Regions from separate parts of the Mus musculus genome. Here region 2 is linked to region 1. The links are chromatin loops, found by intact Hi-C in ENCODE. Cell type or tissue: heart. All regions are shown on one strand. Each heading gives the region's core, and the rest is flanking DNA. Links, peaks and the distances in the headings are about the cores only.

Region 1 (2,905 bases), core at 259-2,758:
TTACACATTTCCTCCAATATTTCCTGAGCTGTCAGTGCTCTGGGAACGGTGCGTGGCTGAGGATGCCACAGTGACCAGCTGAACTGAAGTTCTGGTATACGGGTTCTCCCATTCTAGGGGAGAAGGAAACTTTAGTCAGGGAAGCTGGGAACTGGGTGTGCTAGAGGGTGGGGGATGAAGAGAAAGAAGAGGGAAGTTATAAGGCCCCTGCTGAATCTTCTAGTCAGATAAAACAGCCAGTTCTTCTGAAGTGGGCCCATCTTCCACCTGTAAGTAGAAGGGAAATCATCAGGGGAGGCGGTTAAGGCAGCAAAAGAGGGAAGTCCCAGGTTGGGGATGCAGATGAGATCACTCAGTGGGTTCACATTGGGTGAGAGGTAGGAAGTAGCTGGGAGACTGGTGAGCTAAGCTGACCCTGTGTCTGGACACCACGGAGTCCTAGTGTTAGCTGTGGGAGAAAGGTGGACCCGCTCTTCAGCTCAGAGGAGGAAGCACCGCAGGGAATACTCCCCCATCATGTACAATATTTAATGACGGGTGTTAGATGAGGCCAGCCAGAGAGCTGTTAGAGCTGTGAAGAGCAGATGCAAACGGCTGTGGTGAAGACTGTTAGCACTAGGCGGAGAGGAAGCGCGGACCAGAGAAAGGATCCCGTCCAGCTTTGCCTGAACCTGAGCTTGTGTGCAGTTACTTCCGGGTGCATGGGTAACTCAAAGGCCCCTAGACCTTTTGGGAAGTGTGATGGTTTGCCTATGCTTGACCCAGGGTGGCACTTTTAGAAGGTGTGGCCCTGTTGGAATAGGTATGTCACAGTGGGCGTGGGTTTTAAGACCTTCACCCTAGCTGCCTGGAAGGCAGTATTTTCCTAGCAGCCTCCAGATGAAGATGTAGAACTCTCAGCTCCTCCTGCACCATGCCTGCCTGGATGCTGCCCTGCTTCCACCTTGGTGATAATGGACTGAACCTGTGAACCTGTAAGCCAGCCTCGATGAAATGTTGTCCAATTAGAGAGTTGCCTCGGTCGTGGTGTCTGTTCACAGCAGGAAAACCCTATCTAAAACAGGAAGTCTCTTGGGCAGCTTATGAATAGCTATGCCGCTGAAGAGCCCCATCTGTGGCGTGGATGAATCATGAAAAGATGTAGCACTAAAGACTCTTTGGGGTCCCAATCCCCAGTCCACGTATTAGGTCTTACATGACCTGGGTAAGGGTTGGGTTCATGTGGGGATCTGTAAAGGCTCATTAGCCTAGCAGTCCTCTCTCCACCCGTAAGGGAATGTTGATAGGCTGGTCCTGGTGAGTGTCTCCTGTGGGTGATCACAGATGCTCTCATTCAAGGCAGCCTGGAGGAAACAGCCTACAACAGCTGCAAGAGATGATCATGTGCAGGGGCGACAGATATCTGCAGTCCTTCCTGTCTCTGCTCCCTTCATTCCAGAGGGCCCGTCCCTGGGACAACGGCTGCTCAGTGAAATGCGGTGCCCAGGGGAGTCATTCAGGAGATATCTGATTCATATGACACACGCATGCATGTGAGAAGATCTGTCTGTGGTCCTAAGCAAGCGTCAGGTGTGTGGATGTAGCTGACAAAGCCCTGGAAGCCCTTGGAGACTTTCAGCATGCTTAGCTGTAGGTGAGAGCCAAGTCTGTTCCTGGAACTTTGGAGCTGATGTTGGCAGAGGCTGCTGCTTTGTACAATGAGGCACTTTAAGGTCACCGTCAGCTTCAGGTTTGTGTGTGGTGAGAGTTACCATTGCCGGCTCACAGATAGCTAGGTGCTGTCAGCAGGACTTTCACAGGCCTGCTCTCTGTGTGCCAGGAGATGGGAGAGGACCCACAGTGTTAACTGATTTCTACCATGTAAATACCTCGCCGTGGCTAACTTGTAACAGTTTAACCACTGACTCTCAGAGGTGTTGCAGTTTCAGGGAACATTTAGCGGCTGGCTCCCATACACCAGCCTACTTCTTTCTGTCAGGAAGGCCAGGCGATAGTTCTGCAGGCCTAATTCCTGTGGCTTCTCAGCTTTTCCTCACTCCCTGTGTTCATGCTTACACTTCACAAAGGAGATGGCCGCATGCCCGGGACCATGAGTTTTCTCTCCACTGTTTGAGTTTTTCCTCTGTTATAGTCTTTCAACCATGGCCCTCGGCTGAATTGAGTAGTTGACCTTGTGACTCTCCACTGACTGGCTCTTACTTACGGTGGACGGTAGCTCTCCATAAGAGTCTCCTTGTTCTGAATCCTTCTGAATTTGGTGTTCTCCATAGAAAGGATGTCACTACAGTGTCCCCCGAGAACTTAGGAAACGGATGGTTATAATTTCACCATCCAAACGCTGTGGGGACAGAGAGGTAGTGAACGCTGAGTCAGAACAGGTCAGGTTAGTGTAGGTCTGCACACCGGATGAGGAGCCGCAGCCTGTGCTGATCCACAAGCCACACACCTTTCAAAGTCTGGGGCTACAGGGCCACTTCCTGTCTCGTTTTCATTTGCCACTTTGTTCCAAAGGAAATCTCATTCTCAAAGCACATTAATAATGAGCAAAATGCCATGGTCCTTCATCAGGGTCGTACTTCGAAACAAAGGCAGACCTTACACATTTATGTATTGAAGTCTGTGCATTATATTCCCAGCCCTGCTCTGGCCCTCCCCGGCCCCAACAAAATACCATCCATTCCTAAAAGTAGAAATGAGAAATTGAACATCCTTTAGGCCTTGTTTCTTCTCAGGGGCTGCACAGGCCACTCTGCCATGTTGACTCCCTGCATCAGGAGCCCAGAAGTCTTTTTCCACATGCAGTTGACGTGTGCCTTCTGCAAGTCCCCTGCAGTCCTTTGTGTTCACGTCCATCTTCAAACCTGGCTAGAGTAGCTCAGGTGGGTCCTGTGGAGGAGCCAGACAC
Region 2 (2,905 bases), core at 275-2,774, 49 kb after region 1:
CGGCAGCATCCTGCTAACCCTATTGTTTTTTAATTATGATACAAATCAGGAAGCTTGTATCATGGTAGAGGTAATGCAGAATGTGGGAACTGTTGAAGTTCACTACAAAAGATGGAAGGACTCTGAGCCACTTTGTGGATGCTAAAACTCCAATCCAGGGAACTAGGCTTCTCAAAGCCCTGTAGTTACTAGTGAGGATTGATGCTGGTGTCCCAAGTTCTACTCTGAAAAAAATCTCTCTTGAGTATCAAGCTATGGCAAAACATGGGAGTATATGCCCTTCCTAAATGCTCCCACCAGGGCTATACCTAACACAGCTGCTGATCAATGGGTTCCAGGCACCGTGTTGATAACGTCTGAACTAAGGTTTATAAGGGAGATGCTACGGCATCTTGACATTTAATATTTCTGTATCAGTGTAAAGATGATTAGTGGGTTCTTTTACTTGCTGGGAAGGAGGGTCACTTTAAGTCGTTAAGGCGCAGGGCATATTTTGCATCTCTCTCCTGTCTTAGTTTGGGTTGACCACATTCAGGTGCATGCTACCTAACCACATGTGGCAAGTGGCTTCTGTGTTGAATGTGAGAATTCTCCATAGCAGAACTTATCTCAGCTAGATCTCCGCCAAAGCAGATGTCCCTTAGAATAGAGAGGATGCCCTGGGTGGCTGAAGGGATGGAGCAGTGGGTAACGAGAGCAGGAACTTGAGTTCCTATCCCTAGATGAGGTGGCTAGCGCTGTAACCTCGGTGCTGGGAGAGGAGACAGGGGGACTGTCTGAGCTCATGGCCGGCTAGCCAGCCTAGCCAAACTCATGAGCTTCATGTTTAGTGAGAGACTCTGCCTCAAAACGTAGGTGAAGAATGACAGAGGAAGCGGCCTGACGACAGCCTCTGGCCTCTAAATAGTAGTTCATAGCTATCCTCGGACTCCCTCAGATGGTCCCACAGCTTAGCCATATCTGGAAGCTGTTACAATTTTGGTGACTAACCAGGGGGTGTAGGGATGGGGGTAGGCCTAAAAGGGGGAGGGGGAGATAGGCCTAAGCTTGGGGGGGGGGGGGTAATTGGCTGAGACATAAACATAAACTAGTCACGGCTGGACAAGTTTACAGACTTGCCTGGTGGTTTGACTTCTCGTACTATTCCAGAACTTCACCTACCATTGACCTTGTAGCCACTACCTGAAGGCTGTCCAGCACACTGCACCCCACCCGCGGCTGCCCATTAATCACGGGCCAAAGAGGCTTTGCCTGGCAGAGGCAGCTACAGGGTTCTGGAACAGGATGCAGCCATTGGCAGACGGGTTCTCTTATCAGGACCTCGCAGTCAGAGAAAAGGCTCCTGTCTGTGGAGAGGGTGGCTTTTGTTTGCTTTCTCTTTTAGCTAAAGGGAATTCCTGGGGAAAAGGGATGCCAGAGAAAAGGAAATGCTTGCCAATAAGAAAAATCCTTCCCAGCCGGACTCCTGCCCCACCCGAAGGACAGCCCCAGCTTCAAAGGGTTCAGCAAGTGTTCCTCACGCTCGGGGTCAGCTCCAGTCCAAGGGAGCTTGCTCGCCCTTTCTTGCAGAGGTCTGCTCCTGGTTTCCTCCGGCTGCCAGGGCTGCATTTTAGATCAAGGAAGCCCAGGAACGCAGACACTCAGTCCTTCTTGCGTTTTTCTAAGGGTTGAGGCCTAGAAGGACCAAGGAAACTAGAAGAGGCCTAGTGACCTCCCTGTCCAAGAGGAGGAAGGTGCCAAAGTCAGAGAGTTGTGCCCCAAGCTGCACAGTGAGATTGAAAGACAAGCTGGGAACAGACTGTGTCTCTGCCTGGCAGCTGGCCTCCAGTTCTCCAAACTTGCGTCGTGCCTGTGTGCTTGCTTTGCTGTTGAGATGTCGCTGTCTGTTGGTGGGTGTTGCAAGTGGAGGTTTCTGAGAGAGGGTTGTGCATTGGATCGTATCCAAGGCCACTGAAGAGGCACTGCTTGGTTTGTACATCAACTTGACACAAGCTAAAGGCATCTGAGAGGAGCAAACCTCAGTTAAAGAAAATGCCTCCATAAGATCCAGCTTTAAGGCATTTTCTTAATTAGTGATTGATGGGGAAGGGCCCAGCCCACTGTGGGTCTCATCGTCCCTGGGTTGGTGGTCCTGGGTTCTATGAGAAAGCAGGCTGAGCAAACCATGAGGAACAAGCCAGTAAGCAGCATCCCTCCACGGCCTCTGCTTCATCTCCTGCCCCCAGGTTCCTGACCTGTTTGAGTTCCAGTCTTGACTTCCTTCAATGATGGACTTCAGTGTGGAAATAGAAGCCAAATAAACCGTTTCCTTCTTAGCCTGCTTTTGGCTGCAGTGCTTCATCGCTGCAATGAACACCCTAAGACAGTCTCTCTATATATTTCAGGCTAGTTCCAAATGGTCATCCTCCTGCCTCTGTCATTCTAGTGCCATTATGCCCAGGTCTTGAGGACCAGAAATGTTGAGTCCTGTCGTGTCAAGCATGATGGGAGATACACTAAATGAATGTGCCATCTGGTAGGAATCCAGTTCTAAATATTAGGTCTTTACAAAAAGAGACACCTGGAAAAAAATGTAGTCTTATTGAGGTATAACCTACACGGCTGCATAATAACTTTCTAAGGAGGTCAGAGGGCCTGGGTAGTGGAGGCACCCGCTAAGACCTGCCCAGAGGCTGGAGAAGGAATGCTGTTTGCTCACAGAGAGTTCCTTGGAAGTGAGTGGGGAACTGTGGGCAGGAGAAGTCACACCCAAAGCTGTCCTCTGACCACCAAAGTATGTGCATAAATTCTCTCTCTCTCTCTTTCTGTCTCACACACACACACACACACACACACACACACACACACACACTACACTGCAAATCAAAACAAAATAAAACACCAACAGCCTATTCTGAAGTCTGTT

The links. Peaks named below come from ENCODE experiments on the same cell type or tissue, not always from the same donor. Only the 100,000 strongest peaks of a DNase experiment are listed, where the experiment ranks them.
Region 2: a loop joins it to region 1, with 2.1 times the contacts of the local background. A loop is called at or near these places in 6 of 42 quality-filtered maps.

The regions. Positions count from the first base shown.
Region 1 is chr19:56,678,918-56,681,822 of GRCm38, reverse strand. No RefSeq gene overlaps it. Among named protein-coding and RNA genes, the nearest start is that of Gm32492, 11 kb to the right of the region's middle. In heart, for the core only: no CTCF peak of the experiment used is centred there; a DNase peak (open chromatin) is centred at 1,712; H3K27ac peaks cover 1,429 bases.
Region 2 is chr19:56,630,167-56,633,071 of GRCm38, reverse strand. No RefSeq gene overlaps it. Among named protein-coding and RNA genes, the nearest start is that of Gm32441, 33 kb to the left of the region's middle. In heart, for the core only: no CTCF peak of the experiment used is centred there; DNase peaks (open chromatin) are centred at 1,261 and 1,831; H3K27ac peaks cover 841 bases.